2 separate regions of the Homo sapiens genome follow, and region 2 is linked to region 1. The links are chromatin loops, found by intact Hi-C in ENCODE. Cell type or tissue: mesothelial cell of epicardium. All regions are shown on one strand. Each heading gives the region's core, and the rest is flanking DNA. Links, peaks and the distances in the headings are about the cores only. Region 1 holds the start of LINC02160 (long intergenic non-protein coding RNA 2160). Region 2 overlaps LOC124900637 (a long non-coding RNA gene).

Region 1 (4,405 bases), core at 257-4,256:
AACAGTATGAGAGTTACTATGAGTCATAAAAATATATATATAGGATCCCGTATCCTCAGAAACATTATAAAGAAGCTTTACAATCTCATAGAGATGTGAGTGATACATGCACTGTACTATGGGGGAATTTTGTTTGACGAAATTATTATCAAGGGTAAAAATTCCAGGCAGAAACAAAGGTATGTTAAGATCTTCTATACCGCCCTCCCAGGTCTGAACTACATACTGCTGAGAAGGGGAGCAGAGACATGATAAACCTAAGGATGCTTTATATTTAGCTTTCAAATGCGTGGAATAGAGGATTCCTGTTCCCACTTCTGCTTGCCTTTAGTCAATGTGAAATTGCACTCCCAAAGCTTGTATCAATTTATCAAGAGAGGAAGGTAAGAAAAACTTATGAAGTGCCTAAAGAAAGCTGGTTGGGAAATCAACATTAACAGATGATTCGCTACCCATGGTTTGCATTTTTATGACACTCTACAATTCACATGCATGATTGGTCCTCCTAACAACCCTTCAAGGTGGACAATATAGGTATTATCCGGTTTTACAGATAAAGGAAATTAAAGGTCAAAGAGATTATCTGACTTGTCCAACAGCCTGAATGTATCCTTTGTGGTCCTGGCAGGAAATAGATGGCACATCTCAAGGATTTGACTGAAAATAGTTGAAGAGTAAAGCTAAGGGGGCCAAAAAGAAAAAAAAAAAAAAAAAAGATGGTAAAGCACTCAGGGACTAAAAGCAGGAAGCAGGACTACACGCCGAGGCCTGAAGAAGAGGAAACAATGTTCCCGGAGCCTGGTGAAAGCTGCCACCACGAGAGGATCTGTGTGGCAGGAGCTGTGGCCTCGGACAGTGAACACAGGTACTGCCAGAATTGTGACAAAGCAGGCATAAAGCCAGCGAAGAAATACTCTGATCCTGCCCTCTTGTCACCTTCCAGTCCCCTGCCAGTACCTCCAATGTGCCAAAATAAAGCAGAAGCCGGAGAGTAAGGATTTCAGATGAGGCAACCAAAAGAGGTCAGCTTCCCGGGCACAGAACTGGTCAAAATAGGGTGGAATGAATCTGACGGATGTGGTGGACATAGAGGGGAGCAGCATGCCAAGCAGACATATCTACTTTCCTGTCTACAAATCCCATGCTCTTTTCCCTATAGGCACTACTGAGATACAGAGTAAACTATCATTGTTTGAAAAAACTAGGAAGGAGACTTCAGTCTTATTGAGATATGTATTTCTGCAGGTTAGGCTGAAGCCTCTGCATGTCCCGATGCCTGATGGAGATGGAGGAATCCTTTCTACCCAGACAGAAGTCACACTATGTAGCCTGTCCTCTTTAGAACGTAAGTACATTTTCATTTCTTCAAAACTGATGCAACCCCCAGAGGGAAAATATATGATTGAGTTTCAGCATAATGTTAAGCTCTACAAAAACAAAAATTGAAAAAGATGATGGCAGATGGGTTAGGTGTTGTATATGACAAACTATCAGAAAAAAAAAAAGTTATACTTTCATACGACAAGCAGTCTTACAGGTAGTATACATTTTTTTCTGGGAAGGACTTAAAATGAAATGATAGAGAATGTGGTAGTCATTAAGCCTACTTCACGTATTAATCAAGCAAAATAACCTTTTTTTCACCGAGTGCAGAAACAGATTTGAAACTCAACACTTTCAGTCCTGTTGGCATCCACTGTACAATTGTATTCACTCTGTTCATCTTTTGCTCAAGTGCCTGCTTATCTCTTCCATTCTGGTTCTCAGGTGTCTAAAAATTCCTTAAGTTCAGCACAGTCCTTTCCAAGTATTAGTAGAAAGATCACTACAAAGTGTAAAAAAAAAAATCCTGAGACTGTATTACCTTAGTATGAATACAGTTTATCAAACTACTTTCCTGCTTTAATTAGAGAATGTTATACTACAGAAAGAAAACACAAGAAATACTTTCAACAACAACAAAAAAGTAATGAAAACACCGTAAGCCTTTGAAAAGAAAATAGAGAAAAGAAACTCTAGAGTTGAAGAAGAGGTTGCAGATTGTGGTGGCGGAGGCCGTGGACACCCGTGGAGGACAAACTTTCTCACTTATTTGCCCAGGGCAGGCCCTAGACAGCCTCTCATTGTGGCGGTGGAGTCCTTTTGTGACCGGTCCTAGGTGCTTTTACTCAGCAGACTAGTATTTGTGACTGTACTGAAAGCTAAGCAAACGGTCACCGAGTGTTTCACCTTCCCCACAAAGCACTCTGGCTTTTATTCCTTAAAGAAATCAATCCAGTTTCCTTTAGACAGATTTCCTCTACGCTGAAACTAACTACACTTCCTTCCACTGAATAAACCACGGCCCCGGCTTATCCACTGCCACTTCCAAGTGTTTGTTTTCTTTTTCCCCAGAACAATGACGACTGTAGCGAATTCTAGATAGTGAGCCCAATACCTGAAATACCCTTTATCAATTAATTACACTATTTGGCAGGCTCCAAAAGAGTGACAAATACAATCTTTCCTTTAGAAGAAATTTAAAGAAAAAAGAATATCAAGGGTATCTAATGAAAATAATTAAATAAGCAAAACTGTTCAATTTTATAGTGATGCAGATACAATAATATGATCAACCTTCTGTGACCTGTTTGCCAATTAGGGCAGAGTCGCGAAGCCTGAAATAGTAGAGGGAAATGGTCAACATCCTTACAACTAAATTGATTTTTTTGTTTTGTTTTCCAACTAATGTGTTTTTAAGTAAACCAGAGTATCAGGCAGGGTAATTGGCTAAAGCCTGAAGGTGGCTAAAGCCTCAGGGGGAAAGGGCTTTTCACCCTGGCTTTTCTTCTGCTCATGGTGTGCATGAGAAAATACTGTTCTCAACCTAGCCATCATTCAGATGGAACTCCTGGGTCAGGTATTTTAACCCAGTGAAGATGTTTGTGAAAAGACCGTCATTATACATTTTGACTAAGGATGACCTAATTTGGTACAGCCCAATTTATCATCCCACAGTGTTCTTCAATTATGCAACATTCCCTCTGTGTAAGCTCCTATCTAAAAGAATTTGACAGTCATGAGATACTAAATGTTGATGGCAAGAACTCTCTTAAAACAATGTTTTTCAATTTTAAGAAATTATATAGTCATAGTACAGAAAATTCCATGCCTACTCATTAATAAGTATCTTAAATGTTTCCTACCTGCATTCATTCATTCTATCAGGCACTCAATACAACCTGTTAACTTGTTTTTTAGATTTCTATTTTCTACCAGTTAAATAACTCACAGGTGCCAGGCATTGTGTTAGGTATAGATAGTCTCACGTATTGTCTCCTAAATTCATTACAGAAATCCTGAGTTAGATATCACCTTCAAGAGACCTTGCTATGGACACGGGGGATTATTATTACTAAGATGCAGGCCTTGTGCTACACAAATACATCAGAATTAGATTTTTAAAGATATCCAATTCTTAGCATTATTTAAAAATTTCTTTGCAAATTTTTGACCAAATAGTTCCTCACCATTGTACCATTTTTTACTCTATTTCGAAAAATCACATTCCTGTGGTAGCAACACATGGTAAGCAGATCTACTCTAGAGCACACTTATTCCTGGTGAAAATCTTGTAAATGCATACTCTCGGTCACAAGATTAAAATGCATTAAACGACTTGGCCCAAATTCAACACTTATAGTAAAAACAGTTTGATATGCACAGCCCAGTGATACTGAGACTCTTATGTCACTTTTATATATAGTGACCACTTTTTAATTTAATGTGCTAGTGTGCTCCATCAACCTCAGAAAAGTGAAATGTATCAGTATTTTGTCGGCCCTTCCAAGGCAAGTGTAAGGGCTATAAATGAGCAGAGCTGAAACACAGGGTCTAAGATGTTTGAAGGTTAGTGGGAGAAGGGTTCTCAGGAGCATTTTACAGGCAAAAATGTGAATAACTAAATGAAACAACAGAGATATATAATGCTAATATATTCATGGCCATAGATGAAATTAACTGGCAGAAGCTAAAATGCATCACAGTGGTATCACTGCCAGTATTATCCTCAAGATTTTATCTTCCTTCAACCTTCATTCTACAGGGATCAGATTAAATCAGCCACAGTGGAAATTCAATTTAACTCAATAGCATTGCTGAATAAATCTGATTACTCACTTCTTTATCTTTTGATACCTGGACCATACTATTACCTGGGCCTCGGTCATCTTTTATTTAAATTAGAGGAGATTCTGTTTTGGTTTTCAGAAAGTTTAAGACAACTCATCCAGGTTAGGTCCTCTTAACAGAATATTGCCTCATTTTAAGATAATTTTTCCACCCTAAAAAGAGACTCTCCAGGCAATGGAGATTTCTGCCTCCTCTTCAGATCTACACTTTATATCTTTGTAGATCTGGCATGTCT
Region 2 (4,405 bases), core at 224-4,223, 54 kb after region 1:
ATAAAACGTGAATGGTGGCAGCTTCTGATCGTTCTCTTCCCGACCCAGTTTATCAGGGTGTTTCATTCAACTCTCACAGCTAGTCCATTAACCTTGTGGCATTCAAAATGGTATTTGCAGATCACTGTATTTCCAGGTACTCAATTTCCATACATTCTTTTTATTAAAGCTGATCTGCCTGAGGATATGCCTGTGGTGCTCGTTTATAATCTCTTTCTCCCTCCCACAAAAGATAGGCAAACTTTTTACCCATCCAGAATCTTACCCTAGTTTGTGGCCCACAAATGTCAAAACTTCTGGGGCACCAAACAAAGCAACATTTTCAAATATCAGTATCAGCTTTTAGAAAATGAATTATTCTGACAGGGAAGCAAAACCTTTGGAAAATATGATGGTTTCAAATTCTTTGCTTTTAGCAAAATTGAAGGAGAGCCAAAATCAACTTGTCAGCTGATAAATCATTAAAATTAATCTTGATGAAAGTTAACTTACATGAATTTTGGCATTTATTGCAAAAAAAAAAAAGAACTAAGTGAATACTGCTCTAATATCACACGGAATAACACTGCTATAACAAACTTATTCCATTCCATTCTTATCTACTTATTTGTATGAATAAGATTTATAGCATCTACGCATTTAAAAATTAACAGAAATAAAACTGATGCTAAATCCCATTTCATCCTAGCAATAAATAGTAAACATAGACACATGAATTGATTGGGAAAACACCTGACCCATCTAATAATGGTAATAAAGTATGCCTAAGAAAATTTTACTTTATGTTAACAATTATATATTATTTTAAAAATATATATTTATCTTGTACTAATCATGTAGTAATAATATTGTAATGATAATGCAATTCAGGAGAATGTTTTAAATACTTAGAGCCTTATGGTCACAGAAAATTCACTGTTTTAAGTTTTATAAGAATGGACATATGTCTTAAGAGGTATGTAATGAGTGATCCATAAAGTAAAGCAAGCATAAAACTATTTACATTATGATTTATGAAAGAAAAATGCAATGAAAATTATAGTTCCAAGAGAGATATAAAATTTCCAACTGTTAAAAAGAGCTTATGCAAGTATTTTTAAATATATGATTGCCTTTTATTATAATTGCACTTATATGCCACTGAACATATTCTAAAAAGTCATACAGTAGTTTTGTTTTAGTATGTCAATATTTATAATAATACAGTGACAATTCCATCATTTGCAACTATTTTACTTCTTCTTTTTTTTTTTTTTTTTGGGATGCAGTCTCGCTGTGTCGCCAGGCTGGAGTGCAATGGTGCCATCTCGACTCACTGCAACCTCCGCATACTGGGTTCAAGTGATTCTCCTGCCTCAGCCTCCTGAGTAGCTGCGACTACAGGCGCGCACCACCACTCCCAGCTAATTTTTTTATTTTTAGTAGAGAGGGGGTTTCACCGTGTTGGCCAGGGTGGTCTCAATCTCTTGACCTCGTGAACCGCCCACCTCAGCTTCCCAAAGTGCTGAGATTATAGGTGTGTGCCAGTGCTCCTGGTCAACCATTTTACTTATAACAAAAATTTTGAATGTCAACAATATGCAAGGAGGTTAATAGTTTTTCAAAATTCTCTTAGAAGTAAAAAAGCAAAATTCTTTGATACTATCATATTCTCTAATGTTAGGGCAATTCTGTGGCATTTTCAGCAGCTTATAAGCAAATTTGCAAAAGACAATAAGGCTTGAAGGCTGAGACCCATTGGAACCATTTGTGCTTCCACTATTGATCTAAAATGCCAGCATAGTCTCAGAGGCCTCATCGGTATCTGAGAGACTGTATGTGAGTTCTGTTTCAAATGCTTAATCCATGTTTTCACTTTATTATCAAAGAATTAACAGTATTTCACCAAATCTTACATGAAGTTATTTCCTCTTTTAATTTGTATGCAATACCATCATCATTAACAGTGTGTCACAAAGAGACATGAGCACTTAGAGGAAACAGAACACTCTCCAGAGTCTCTACTCCCAGCTCAGCCACTTCTAGCTGAGTGAACTCAGATAACTCTGTTGAGCTCTGAAATCTGTCTTTCAATCTGTAAAAGAAAAGAAATTAATATCTGCCTTGCTACTTCACTGGGTTTTTGTAATAAATGATGTTGTATTTCTTACTAAACTGTAAAGATCTATGTAAAACTTAAATACTATTTTTAGTGAAAAAGTGATTATTGGTTATCTACTCTCTAGCACTATGCTACACACTACTGGGAAATAAAAATACATATTCCCATTTTCATGCTTAAGAAGCTTCCAAACTACTTACAGAACGCAGAAGTGAGAAGGAGGATGGTGCAGTAAGAATAAAATCACATAAAATAGAAAGCAATACTGCTGGTCTGACATTTCTCTTGCCTATTCTTTTCTTCAACAACAGATAACATTCTCTGGCTAACGGTGATTAAGCCCCAGGAAACATATCCAAGACACGTAAGAATACTTTTCAGCCTTCTAACACAAGTATGAACTGTAAGAAAAAGAGAGCTGCATGCTCTTTTACCATCTCAACTTCCCCCAAATTAAAGAGACTTGAATGTAAGGCAAAGTTTGTTTTTTTCAGCTTGTGCATATATTTGTATATTTATTTGAAAACTTTGGCCTTTTTACAAAGAGGGAAACTAAATGAAAATGAGGCATTGCCGACAGAGGCTATTCCCCTAAAATAATAAGTAAAATCAGTCGAAATAAAATGTACTCTATTTACTCATTGAACACATCATTAATGAACAGCAGAGAACATGACAGAACAGATCTCTCCCTTCATGGAGCTTATGTTCCAATGAAATTAGAGAAACAATAAACAAGTAAACAAAAAAAAAATAAGGTATTTCCATTTAGAGATTAACATGGGGGTTAGTGACATACAAAGGTCTAGGGAAAGAGTCAAGAGATAGGAGAGAAAAAAGAAGTCCAAAATCTGCCAACCAAGAATATACTGAGGATGCCCAAATCACAGAGAGAAAGGCAGCATGGCTAAGCACCAGAACAGTGGGTGCTATAGTTTGAATGTGCCCCTCAAAAAGCATGTGTTGGAAACTTACTCTCCAATGCAGCTGTGTTGGGAAAGGGGGCCCAATGGGAAGGTCGTGAGGGCTCTGCCTTCATGAATGTTTTAATGCCAATTATAAAAGGGCTTGAGGATGTGGGTTTGATCTCCCACTGTCTCTCACTCATGTGATGCCTTCTGCCATGTTATAACACAGCAAGAAGGCCCTCACTGGATGGCGGTGGCTCAAGCCTGTAATCCCAGCACTTCGGGAGGCGGAGATGGGCGGATCATGAGGTCAGGAGTTCAAGACCAGCCTGGCCAACATGGTGAAACCTCGTCTCTACTAAAAATACAAAAATTAGCAAGGCGTGGTGGTGCACACCTGTAATTCCAGCTACGCAGGAGACTGAGGCAGGAGAATTGCTTTAACCTGGGAAGTGGAGGTTGCAGTGAGCCGAGATCGCACCATTGCACTCTAGCCTGGGTGACAGAGCGAGACTCCATCTCAAAAAAAAAAAGGAAAGCCCTCACTGGATGTGACCCTTCAATTCTGGTGTCCCTAGCCTCCAGAACTGTGAGCCAAATAAATTTCTCTTCACTATGAATTACCTAGTCTGCGGTATTCTGTGATAGCAATATAAAACAAACTAAGACAGTGGGAGATAATATCACAGAACAGGCCCAAGCCAGATGAAGCAGACTTTTGTAGGTTGAGGTAAGGAGTTTGACTTTTATTCTAAATGTATTGGGAAGCCACTGGAAAGTTTTAATTAGTGGAGTAATATTTGGCTGAGGTTTATAAAATATCATTCTGGCAGCTTTGTAAATATGGAAACTGTGTGGATATTCTGATTGATACATCCTAAATAAAGAACAGCCTCAATAAAAGGGAAGTTCAAGGGGAGAGATGAGGGAGAGTGGAGCAAGAGACAAGATGCCAAGAGAACTGGCCCTGGGATAGGCTACAAAGTCAGTCTGTGGCACAATGACAGAAGCAGTTTGTCCTTAGAAATGGATCTTCCTTTCTTTACTCCTTTCTTTCCCTTACCCCAGATTCCTTAGATACTCACTGCTGTCATCTGTCTTCTAGCTGCCCAAATGTTGACACTACGAATATTTAACGTGCCAAATTAATCAACAATTTCTTCCACAATGCTCATTTTAAGACAAAGTTTATTCCATCAATGAAGTTCATTTCAGCTAGGTGTTAGAAGGGAAGTAATCTGATTCTGCTAACACTAAGAGGATAGTCTTCTACCAACTCCAGATATATATGCATTTTTTAAAACTTGTTAAAATACATGAATTGCACTTGCATTACAACTATGCAATAAATTTCAGACAATAGAGGAAAATGGTAGGAATAGGCAAGAGTGTGAGG

The links. Hi-C counts contacts between places; a loop is a spot of excess contacts. Peaks named below come from ENCODE experiments on the same cell type or tissue, not always from the same donor. Only the 100,000 strongest peaks of a DNase experiment are listed, where the experiment ranks them.
Region 2: it touches region 1 in a loop (27-fold over the local background); 4 of 110 quality-filtered maps call a loop at or near these places.

Annotation. Positions count from the first base shown.
Region 1 is chr5:33,228,514-33,232,918 of GRCh38, forward strand. LINC02160 (long intergenic non-protein coding RNA 2160) reads left to right here and starts at 1,222. Exons shown (of 4, transcript NR_147008.1): 1 at 1,222-1,345. In mesothelial cell of epicardium, for the core only: no CTCF peak of the experiment used is centred there; no DNase peak of the experiment used is centred there.
Region 2 is chr5:33,282,443-33,286,847 of GRCh38, forward strand. The region is part of intron 1 of LOC124900637 (a long non-coding RNA gene); the gene reads right to left. Among named protein-coding and RNA genes, the nearest start is that of LINC02160, 55 kb to the left of the region's middle. In mesothelial cell of epicardium, for the core only: no CTCF peak of the experiment used is centred there; no DNase peak of the experiment used is centred there.